2 separate regions of the Homo sapiens genome follow, and region 2 is linked to region 1. The links are chromatin loops, found by intact Hi-C in ENCODE. Cell type or tissue: breast epithelium. All regions are shown on one strand. Links, peaks and the distances in the headings refer to the core of each region. The heading gives the core; the rest is flanking DNA.

The links. Hi-C counts contacts between places; a loop is a spot of excess contacts. Peaks named below come from ENCODE experiments on the same cell type or tissue, not always from the same donor. Only the 100,000 strongest peaks of a DNase experiment are listed, where the experiment ranks them.
Region 2: it touches region 1 in a loop (23-fold over the local background); 8 of 110 quality-filtered maps call a loop at or near these places.

Annotation. Positions count from the first base shown.
Region 1 is chr13:64,141,307-64,147,565 of GRCh38, reverse strand. No RefSeq gene overlaps it. Among named protein-coding and RNA genes, the nearest start is that of LINC00355, 68 kb to the right of the region's middle. In breast epithelium, for the core only: no CTCF peak of the experiment used is centred there; no DNase peak of the experiment used is centred there.
Region 2 is chr13:65,621,150-65,627,408 of GRCh38, reverse strand. No RefSeq gene overlaps it. Among named protein-coding and RNA genes, the nearest start is that of LINC01052, 240 kb to the left of the region's middle. In breast epithelium, for the core only: no CTCF peak of the experiment used is centred there; no DNase peak of the experiment used is centred there.

The sequences.
Region 1 (6,259 bases), core at 375-5,374:
GGATAATGAGCACAGAAGATGGATTAAAGTATTTGAATACATCCTAAAGCATAACTTCAGATAATTTGAAACACTAAGAGAAAGATAAAAACAATTGTTGGTGTTAATAATAGCTTGTGCTCAGAGATAATATCCTTTTAGCCGACTGAGGTAAAAAGTAAGAAAATAATTTCTTCAGAGTAATTTTGTTATTTTTTCATTGTATGAGAAGACACACATTTTTGCAATTTCTTTTAAATTGGACTCTTCTCTACACAAATGCACATAATTTCTCCCAATGAAAGTGATGCTATTAAACAGGGATTGGAATAAGGAGGAGTGGTGTTCAATGTTAATTGAGTATCTACCAAGAGAATAGACTGTGCAGTTTTCTTCTCTGCATTCGTTAGCTTATTTAATCCTTACAATAGCAAACTCTGAAGGACATAGATTTGTATCATACACATTTTCCAGAAGAGGAAACAGGTTTATAAAGATTAGGTAACTTGATCAAAGATACAGAGCTAGCCAGTGGTAAGATTCTGGACCCTACTTCAAAGACAAAGCTTTACATTTACAACATAATAAATGAATTTTCCTAATTGTATCTGTCTATGTAATTTTGTTTTAAATGTAAGTATATACGTGTTACACTACATGTAATACTGTATAATAAATCTACACTTGCATACTCACATATATACACACACAAATATGTATGAGTATATATGGACATGCATATGAATATGCATCTGCATATGCATAAGAACATCTATAAACATATAATCTATATATAGTTTATGCATAAAAGTACTTTAGCGATATATATGAATACATAAATGTCCAGAGTATAAATTTAAACACTGAGTTTATGCAATTTGCTAGTTATTTTCTGTGCAAAATAAAAATATCCTCCACTGACAAACCATTCATATTATTGATATTTATAATTGTGTATATTTTTGTTCTATAACTGAATACTACAGTGAGTCACTAAAATTATTTAGGACATTTCTAAGATTATTTTTATTATACACTGTCTAGACAATTGATGCAATACCTACTGTATTTTTCTAGGTAATGAAAACAGGGAGGGTCATCACTGTAAGACATAAAATCCAAACACAAAGCAAGAAATGTATGTAGAAATCAAGAAGATTCTGTAAAAGCTAAGGAGATTAAAGTGGCTTTTCCACTGGGTTTACGCATATCAGAGCCTCTAAAAGAATTTTCCCTGTGTGATTTTCTGTCCATGTACTGAAAGACACAATGAACTTTTTCTTATTTAATGCTTGAAAAGCTACAGCTTCAGTTTCATGGAAGATGATTTATGATTTATTTCTTGTATTTTTTAATGCTAAATTCAACCAGCAACTGGAGAAGAAATAAAACCTCCCAATTAATATATCTCTTTGTCAGTAAATTTCCTATTCTTAAATAATTCCACATATCTATAAACATAATATGTACATAAACGTAATATGGAATAGCTGCAGCTATCATGGAGAATACCAAATACATTAAGTTTTATATATGCCTATAATAGGCCAAGATTTTGTAATGAGAAAAAAGGTAAACTATCATTGATTTTCTTTTACAGATTTCCGGCATCTGATTTTGTGCAAAACTCATATAAGCTTTTCTTTGACAGTGCAGATGTGATCAATTCCCCAAGATCTTACACAAGCATCTATCTAAGAAACCTGAGCAAGAAACAGAAGAGACTGAATAAAAATTATCTAATATTATTTTCAAGTTTCAACCAGAAAAAATAAAATAAATAACAAAACTCTATAAACTTTACATAGTCTATTGTATTTTATTAAATATTTTATAATTAAAATATTATGATATATAAGAATATTTACAAAAAATGTATACAATCCCAGGTGTAAATTTTTATTCCCTGAATAGAATGAAACATTTTAAAATATTATTTGTGCTATGAATACTTTCCATACATATTTCAGCTGAAGAAATAATACCTGTGTCTAAGTTTCTGTCTGTTAGCTGGGAACAGACTTCTTGCAACAAAGACTCTCACCTCATTTTAAAATCAAATAACAAAAAACTTTCTTTACTGTAATGGATTCTAAGAAAAAGCATATGAGATCTTCTTGCAAGATATGTTTTTTAGTATAAAAAGAACCAATAGAATTGTGTGCATCTATTTGGTAAGATACATGTTTTTATAGTTTAACTTTTTACTTACTAGTTTATAATTAAAATATCATATGCAGATTGTTGGAGACAAACTCTTCTAATATTTCTTTAAGTGTTCAAGGAATCAAATAATGCTAAGATAAAATACATAGCTGAACATTTTAGCCAGTTTTGTTCATGGCCAAAGACTATAATGGCAGAAACATATATTATGCTAAAGTAAATGTGTAAGAATATTGATGTCCAAGCTGTCGGTCTTTTCTATCAGGACATCCCTCTTCACCTTACAGAGTGGCTCATAAAGGGTGATACATTTGTTGAAGAATAAATAAAGAGTAGGTTCATTTTTGTCAATCATAATCTCAAGGAGAGGGAGCACCAATTTGACACTGCTAATAATAAAATGTTTTGCTATGAATAGTATATATTTAATGAATATTTAGTTAATGTACAGAGTTATTTAGACTGAAATTATTCTTCAGAATAATTTTTTTCAAACCCACAGCACGATGAAAGCATCCCTTAAGATTATCCAGTTCCATTTACTTGAACTAGATGATTAGCAATTTCTCATCTAATTTGGTTTCTGCACTAGAAGTAACCACCATGAGAAAATGATTTGAACAGACAACCAGTAAATTGTACATACATAAAATACCATTTGGGTTTATAAAGTACTCTCTTGGGATTAATTGTTGTTACTGTTTAACTTGGAGTTCAAATGTTCCTCTTGATGCCTCTGTATTTGCCAATATATTTAGATACTTTGAGGCACGGGGCAAAGCTTACAATTTTATTCATTCCATGGCCATGCCTCGCACATTTATTATGCCATAATAGGCATTTAACAAGCATTTGTTAAATGAACAAATAAATCAATAAATGAATGGAAAGAACTACAAATTTGGAGACAAAATACTACATGCACAATATGAAACCTCTTGCTCTACAATCACCAAATAATTTCTTTCGAAAAACCATCTTACCTGATTAATTTACCTCAAAAAGAGTCATCTGTTGATTTGTCTTTGTATTATGAATAAATTAGTAGTATTTTTGGAAATTTGAAAATGTCTATGTTTATTGACTTTTTAATTAATTTATTCATTAATTAAACATTTATTAAGATTTTGAATGTTTACTGTGTGGCAGAAACCATTCTATGAGCTTTGATTAGGAATAACATCTATATTTTTTGTAATTTATGTATAGACATAATTATATGCAACTGGAATCTAAAATGCATTTGTAAAATATTATGAAAAAATGTTTTACCAATAACAATTCATCAACAATTAAACCAAATTGCTATCTTAAAAAATCATATCTGTAAAATTTATTGAGAAACAAACTTGTAGGACACTTCTTCAATTCCTGCAGTGATTCACTAATCTGTTAAAATTTCTACCATAATGTTTATTAGTGTGTCTTCCTGAATAACCTATACATTAAAATATTATTTTATCTATGCATTTTTATAATGGACAAGAGGCATTACTTCTTACATTGAAAGAAAAACTTTTTCAGTTTTATTTTATTTTTAATTATTGTGGGTACATAGTAGGTGTATATATTAATGGGATATATGACACACCCTGATACAGGCATGCAATGCATAATAATCACATCATGGACAATGGGGTATTCAGCCCCTCAAGCATTTATACTTTGTGTTACAAACAATACAATTATATTATTTTAGTAATTTTTAAATGTACAATTAAATTATTATTGACTATAATCACCCCATCGTGCCATCAAATATTAGGTCTTATTCATTAATTCTAACTATTTTAATTTTGCACCCATTAACTATCACCACTTTCCTCCCACCCTCCACTACCCTTTGCAGTCTCTCTGGTAACCAACCTACTCTTGATCAAAATGGGTTTAATTGTTTTGATTTTTTACATCCCACAAGTAAGTGAGAACATGCAAAGTTTGTCTTTGTGTGTCTGATTTATTTCGCTTAACATAATAACCTCCAGGTCCATCCATGTTTTTGCAAATGACAGGATCTCATTCTTAATTATTGCTGAATAGTATCCAATAGCTTTGTAGTATAATTTAGTCAGGTAAAGCAATTCCTCCATTTTCATTCTTTTGCTCAGGATAGCTTTGGTTTTTCTGGGTTTTTGGTGATTCCATATACATTTTAGAATAGTTTTTTTCTATTTCTGTGAAGAACGTCATTGGTATTTTGATAAGGATTGCGTTGAATCTGCAGATTGCCTTAGTGGTGGTTTAGTGGTGATTTCTGAGATTTTAGTGCGCCCATCACCCAAGCAGCATACTCTGTACCCAATGTGTTGTCTTTTATCCTTCACTCCCCTCCCATCCTTCTCCCAGAATCCCCAGAGTCCATTATATCATTCTTATACCTTCGTGTCTTCATAGCTTAGCTCCCACTTATAAGTGAGAACATACGATGTTTGGTTTTCCAATCCTGAATTACTTCACTTAGAATAATCATCTCCAACTACATCCAGGTTGCTCTGAATGCAATTATTTCATTCCCTTTTAAGGCAGGTAGTATTCTGTTGTATATTTATGTATTCACTCATTGGTCGATGGGAATTTAGCCTGGACCCATATTTTTGCAATTGAAAATTGTACTGTTATACACATGCATGTGCTAGTATTTTTTTATATAATGGCTTCTTTTCCTCTGGGTAGATACCAAGTAGTGGGAATACTGGATCAAATTGTAGATCCACTTTTACTTATTTAAGGAATCTCCACACTGTTTTCCATAGTGCTTGTTCTCATTTACATTACCACCAGCAGTGTAAAAGTTCCCTTTTCACCACATCCACACAAACATCTATGATTTTTTAAATTTTTTACTACTGCAATTCATGTAGGAGTAAGATTGTATCTTATTGTGGTTTTAATTTGCATTTCCCTGATCATTAGTGATGATGAACTTTTTTTGTATGTTTTTTGGCCATTTGTATATCTTTTTTTGGGAATTACCTATTCATGACCTTAGGCCACTTTCTGATGCAATTATTTATTTATTTATTTTCCTTGCTGATTTGAGTACTTGTAGATTCTGGATATTAGTACTTGATCAAATGCATAGTTTGTGAATATTTTCTCCCACTCTCTTTACTCTACTGATTATTTCTTTTGCTCTGCAGAAGCTCTTTATTTATTATGTCCCATCTATTTATCTTTGTTTTTGTTGCATTTGCTTTTGGGTTCTTCATCATGAACTCTTTGCTAGGCCAATGTCTAGAGGGGTTTTCCCAATGATATCTTGTAGAATTTATATGGCTTTAGGTCTCAGATTTAAATCTTTGATCTATCATGAATTGATTTTTGTACAGGTGAGAGATAAGGATCCAGTTTTATTCTCCTACATGTGGCTTGCCAATTATCCCAGCAGCATTTGTTGAATAGGGTGTCCTTTCCTAACTCTGTTTTTGTTTGCTTTGTAAATGATCAGTTTGCTGTAAGTATTTGGCTTTATTTCTGGGTTCTCTATTCTGTTCCAATGATCTACATGTGTGTTTTCATACCAGTACAATGCTGTTTTGTTAACTATGGCCTTGTAGTAAGGTTTGAAGTTAAGTAATGTGATGCCTCTAGATTTGCTCTTTTTGCTTAGTCTTGCTTTGGCTACATGGGCTCTTTGTTGGTTCCACATGAATTTTAGGATTGTTTTTTAATTTTGTGAAGAATTATGATGGTATTTTGATAGGTGTTGCATTGAATTTATAAATTGCTTTTGGCAGTATGGTCATTTTCATGATATTGATTCTACCCATCCATGAGCATAGAATATGTTTCCATTTGTTTGTGTCATCTATGATTTATTTTAGCAGTCTTTTGTAATTTTCCTTGTAGAGTTATTTTACCTCTTACTTAGGTATATTCCTATTTTATTTATTTATTTATTTATTTATTTATTTATTTATTTATTTATTTATTTATTGCAGATGTTGTAAAAGGGGTTGAGTTCTTGATTTTATTCTGAGCTTGATCGCTGTTGCTGTATAGTGGTGCTAATCAGATGTAAGAGCTTTTTGGAGGAGTCTTTAGGGTTTTTTAGGTATTCCATCATATTACGGTGAATAGCAACAGTTTGACTTCCTTTTTACCAGTTTAGATG
Region 2 (6,259 bases), core at 384-5,383, 1.5 Mb before region 1:
TTTGTCACCCAGGTTGGAGTGCAGTGGTGTGACCACAGATCACCACAGTCTTGAACTCCTGGGCTCCAGTGATTCTTCCACCTCAGCCTCCCAATTAGCTAGGAATACAGGTGCACACTACTAGCCTTGCTATTTTTTAATATTATTATTTTTTGGTAGAGATTGAATCTTGCTATGTTGCCCAGGAAGGTCTTGAACACCTGGTGTCAAGCAATGCTCAAGCCTAGGCCTCCCAAAGCACAGGGATTACAGGGGTGAACCACTATGTCCTGCCTTATTATTCTTTTGTGTTTAAAAATTATTAGCACTCTATGCACTCATATTGCCAACACTGGATTTTTAGTATTGGCTTAAGTATCTCTCTCCAGACAGACTGTATAGGCATAAAAATAAAGACAAGATAATTGCTTTCTTATTTTTTGATGTTCAGGATTTGCTTACTATAAACTAGGCATTCAACAATTTATTGTTTTATTAAGTGGAACACATTTAGTTTTACTATTTTATAATTAATATACTAATATGCATTTATCACATAATATGTGCTAGTTATAGTTATATATGCCATTAAACTTTGACAATATCCTTTGAAATAGGAACAATATTCCAATTTTAGAAGATGGGAAAACTGGATGTCTTTAGTCAATTTCTCCAGAAGGAGATTCTGAGATGAGGTTTGTTGCAAAAAGATTTAGCTAGAAAGTGCCCAAAGGAGAAACAAGTAGAGAGTGGAGAAAACAGGTTGGGAAAGGTAAAGAAACCAAGAGAGGGTATAATTTCAAGCTAAGTGTGGCCTTATCCCAGAGAGAAGCTGTGAAGTACAGATTATGCTTTATATTTTGTCCTGGAGAAAAATGAGCTAAACGTTCACCCTCCTGCCCCAATTACTCATTGATTAACAATACCCCAGACAGTTGTGAGTGTCCAGGCAAATCCTACTATCTACATGTGGCAAAAAAGCTTCACACTTGCAAATAGGAATCTTTTGAATGGCATCCTTGGTGCGGCAGTTTGAAATAAATAACACAGCTGGGGATGAAATGAACAAAAACAGTGAAAAGCATCTAGATCCAAGGGAGTTTGGGAGGAATACTACCATTGTCAGGTATAGGAGGTTAAATAATTTAACATAAATTCTCCCAAGTAGGCAGTAGAGCTGGTATTGAAACCCTGGGCATCTTATTCTCAATTCTGTGCTCTTAACTACTGTACAGTGCTGTTATCCCTTTTTAAACATTAATTTAGAACTTCAGTCCATCAGCCTGGTCTCTCTGCTCAATTGGCTAAACTCCCAGCTAAGATACATGCTTCACTCTAAAAATTGACTTTGAGGTTTGGCTCTGTGTCCCTACCCAAGTCTCATCTTGAATCATAATCCCTACATGTCAAGGGAGGGACCTGGTGGGAAGTGATTGGATCATGGGGGCAGTGCCCTCCATGCTGTTCTTGCGACAGTGAGTCTGTTGTCATGAGGACTGATGGTTTTATAACTGGCCCTCTCTCTCTCTCTCTTTCTTGCCTTGTTGCTTCTCCTTCTCCTTCCACCATGATTGTAAGCTTCCTGGGGCCTCTCCAGCCATGCAGAACTGTGAGTCAATGAAACCTCTTTCCTTTATAAATTACCCAGACTCAGGTATTTCTTTATAGCAGTGTGAAAATGAACTAATATAATGTCTGAATCTTGCTTTAAGGTTTATGTTTTACAAAAAAAAAAAAAAGTTACATATTAGAAAGAGAAGAGTACGGGTTTTGGGGTTAGATAGTTATGGTTTATAATCCTTGATCAACTTCGTATTAGTCCAGGTACTACAGAGAAACAGAACCAGTAGCACTTTTATATATGTAGAGAGAGAGAGATTTATTTTAACAAATTGGTTCATGAGATTATGGAGGCTGGCAAGACCAAAGTCTGTAATGCAGGCTGGGAGGCTAGAGATGCAGGAAGGAGCCACTGTTGTAGCTCAGGTTTGAAGGCCATCTGCTGGTAGAATTCCTTCTGTCTAGGGCAGGTTACTCTTTTGTTCTATTTAGGCCTTCAACTAATTGGATGAAGCCCAACCAAATTAAGGAGGACAATTTGTTTTGTTCATAATCTGCTGATTTAAATGTTAAAAACACCCTCACAGTAACATCCAGAATAATGCTTGATCAAATATCTGGGCACCATGGTCCAGTTGGGTTAGCACACAAAATTAGGCATCACACCCTTTTCTAATTACTTTGAGAAGCTTAGTAATCTCTCAAACTGAGCTTTTTCTTCTTTATTGCTTGCTTTTTAAATCTTCTTCCTGTTTTCAATAAAAACATTAGTTTGAGCCAAGAATTACATAAAATGGAATAAATAAAGCACATAGCAAAATAACTCTTTAAAGATAATTGGTGGTATTTGTGGAAACCACGTCTAATAATTTTTTAGAGTTTGTTGAGTGTGGAGTTTCAAAGTTTCATAAAGCAAGTGTTAGTAGTAGCTTGTTGGAATAATTGTAAAGGCACAGAGTGTACAAGTTTCCTTTTAACGCAGACATTTATTTGCCATCTTTGGAGGATAAAAATATAAAAAGTTAAGGACCTCAAAAAATAGTATTATGAATAAAATATTTTAATTTTCAGACAAATAAGAAGGTTCCTCTGCTAAAAATGACTGATTGATAAAAATCTAAGTTTCATGAATATATTAACTGTCTCAGAACCCTTAAAAAATTTTTATTGCAATTTTTTCAATGTGCCAAATTGTCTTTTGTTTGTTTGTTTGTTTTCTGGTGAAAAACTATGTTAGAAAAAAACTGAGTACCTTATATTACTCAGTAACTACTCCACCCAGAGGGGACAATACACAAATATTTGCTAATAAGTAAATGAAAGCCAACTAATCTACATTTACATGTTTATTCATTTATAGACCCTACTGGCAATATGAAATTGCCATAATGTCAATCAGATTACTTGCAATTTGATTAAAAAAAGCATAGTAAATGACAATAAAATCTCACATAAAATTCATAACTGACTATAAAACACAGAATTTATCACGTTGGTGGCTTCATTTAGATGGAATTCATGTGGGTAAAATTCAAATATCAAGACCATTAAAACCGAAATATAGTTATACGTTATTCTCTCCCTTTTATAAGAGCTTAGTAAATAGCATATACTTTCTATTTTTTTAGTTTGCTTTATAGAAAGTGTATATTTTTCATAGTCAGTTGTGACTACTAAAATTTGGTGTGTCTACAAATTATAATTACTACATAAATAGGGCTTATTGGGGTCTCTTATTTCATGTTCTGCTAATAAACCTGTTTGCAGCTCAAAGTTGCAAATCTCCTATGGCTCATGAACACTTGCTGATAGTTGGAATTACTGAAATTTTTAAGAAGGACATTTTTAAGTTTTCAATGCAAACTTGATTATTTTACCAATCAAGAGGGATTTCTGAGTACAGTTGTCTGCCATGACATTTTTGACCTCATAAACAGGGTTCAAGAGATAGTTCCACATTCTCAATGAGACAGCCCCCAAATCACAAACCCTAGAAGGATTAAAAAATGAAGCCCATGTTCTGGGACTAAGTCCACACCTACACAGTCTTTCCATCTTCTCATAGAAATGGGTCAAGAGGGAGCCTGCTTGCCCATAGTAACGTGGCAACTTCTCAGAATGCTGCTGCCATCTATAAAACTTGGACATACCCAATCTCCAATATTCCATTATTAGTCAAACTGTGTCCAATCCAAATCCCCAGACTCATAGTGATTCCTAATATCTCACAAACTAATCATCAGACAGATTTGTATGTCCCTTTTCTTTTTCTGTTTTTCTGTCTCTGTCTGAAATCAAGGTCCATCATAAAAATATTTTATGTCCCTGAAATTTTCTCTAAACATTTTTATTACCTTCTTTAGTAAAAAAATACCTGGCTCTCCCCTGAGATCTCTAGTTATTTGCCTTCAGTTTTCTGAGGAGGCACCTGTTTTCTCTACCACTGTCCACATAGGTAGTGTTGATAGCCTACTGATACCCATTCTTTGTCACTTTGAGGACACTTCCTCCTTTTATCTTAAAACCTCCAAGCATTGACTCATGTTTATTACTGATAACTGCACAACATTCATAACTGAATGCCATGCTCAGCCCTCTGTCTACCACCTCCTTCTAGTGCTCGATTGCTCACTTCTAACAACCCACGGTAGACGTTGATCCTACTGACTTGTACTGTTATTCATCCCCTTAATATATTATCTTCCATTTCTACCAAGAATAAATGTTATGGTCAATCATTGTACTCTTGCATACATAATGTTGGTGAGGATGTAGAAAGATTGGAACCATTGTACACTATTGGCAGGAAGGTAAAATGGTGCAGCAGCTATGGAAAACAGTATGCAGGATTCTCAAAAAATTAAATATAGAACTAGCATACAATCCAGAAATCTCATTTCTGAGCATATATTTAAAAAGTTGAAATCAGGATTTTAATGAAATATCTGTACTTCCATGTTAATTGCAGCAGTATCAAAGTAGCCAAGACAAAGAAACAACCTAAATGCCCTTCAACAGAGTAACGGATTTTAAAAATGTTGTATATACATGAAATGGAATATTATTTAACCTTTAAAAATTACATCTTACAGTATTCAACAACATGGATGAACTTAGAGGACACTATGCTAAATGAAATAAGACAGTCACATAAAAACAAATCTTGCATAATTCCACTATAAGAGCTCTCTAAAATAGTCAAACTGAGAAAGAGATAATAGAAATGGTTTTTGCCAGGGCCTAGGTAAAAGGGGAAATGGGGAATTGTTCCACTGGGATAAGGTATCAGTTATGAAAGTTGAATTATGTGCACTATACTGTACACATAATTTTTATTAGAGAGTGGATCTCATGTTAAGTGTTTTTGCTATAATTTTTAAAAAATTGCTTTCCAAAGCAGATATATACCTTGACATGAATTCATACAGTTTCATTTTATGTGCAGACATTCCAATTAGAATATACTATTGGTAAATCTTTGCTAATTCTGTAATTTGCAATATATTGCTTTATTAGACATTTTGTAATATAAAATTCTGGGCATAAAATCATATTTATTTTATAAAATAAATTAAATAGTTCCTCCTTATCTGTGGCTTTGCTTTCTGTGGTTTCAGTTACCCATGGTCAAATGCAGTGCAAAAATCATTAAATGAAAAATTCCAGAAATAAACAATTTGTAAGTTTTAAATTGCATACCATTCTGAGTAGCTTGATGAGATCTCATGCTGTCTTCCTAGACCATGTCTAGTACCTGAATTGTTCCTTATCCAGCATATCTGCGATAGGTATGCTACCTGCCCACTAGTCGCTTAGTAGCCACCTTGGTTATCAAATCATGAAACCATAGTATATAGGGAGTTCAGTACTATCCAATTTTCAGGCAGCCTCTGGGAGTCTTGGAACATATCCCCAGAGAATAAGGAGGAACTATTGTAATAGTAAAATGCTAAAAAATACTGAGCAAATTTTTATTTGTTTTATTTGTTTCTTTTCAATTTTTTTTTAATCAATGAGTTATTTCAAGAAGTGTTATGGGTTAAATTGTGCCCTTCAGAAATAATATGTTGAAGTCCTAAACTCCACTCCCTCGTTTGAAGACAGGGTCTTCACAGATTTAATCAAATTAAAATGAGGTCATTATGGTGGACCCTAATCCAATTTGACTAGCTTTCTTATAAAAAGGAGAATTTTGAAACCAGTGACAGACCTTCATAGAGGGAATATGTTGTGTAGAGACACAAAGAGAAGAAAGCCATCTAAAAGTCAAGGAGAAAGTCCCAGAACAAATCCTTTCCTGACAGCTCTCCGAAGGAACCAAGTATGCCAACACTTTGCTTTCAGTCTTCAAGACTCCACGACTGTGAGAAAATACATTTCTGCTGTTTAAGCCACCTGGTTTGTGCTACTTTGTTAGGGAGACCTAGTAAACTAATACTAACAACTACGTACTGTGGACAACAAGAATATGCTATGCTATGCTAGTTTAGTATGCCACCATCAAAAAGCTTGAGAATTTTTATATAAAGTGAGATATGAGGATCCAGTTTTATTTTCCTGCATGTGGCTAGCCAATTATCCCAGCACCATTTGTGGAATAGGGTGTCCTTTTTCCACTTTATGTTTTTGTTTGCTTTGTTGAAGATCAGTTGGCTGTAAGTATTTGGGTTTATTTCTGGGCTCTCTATTCTGTTCCATTGGTCTATGTGCCTATTTTTAT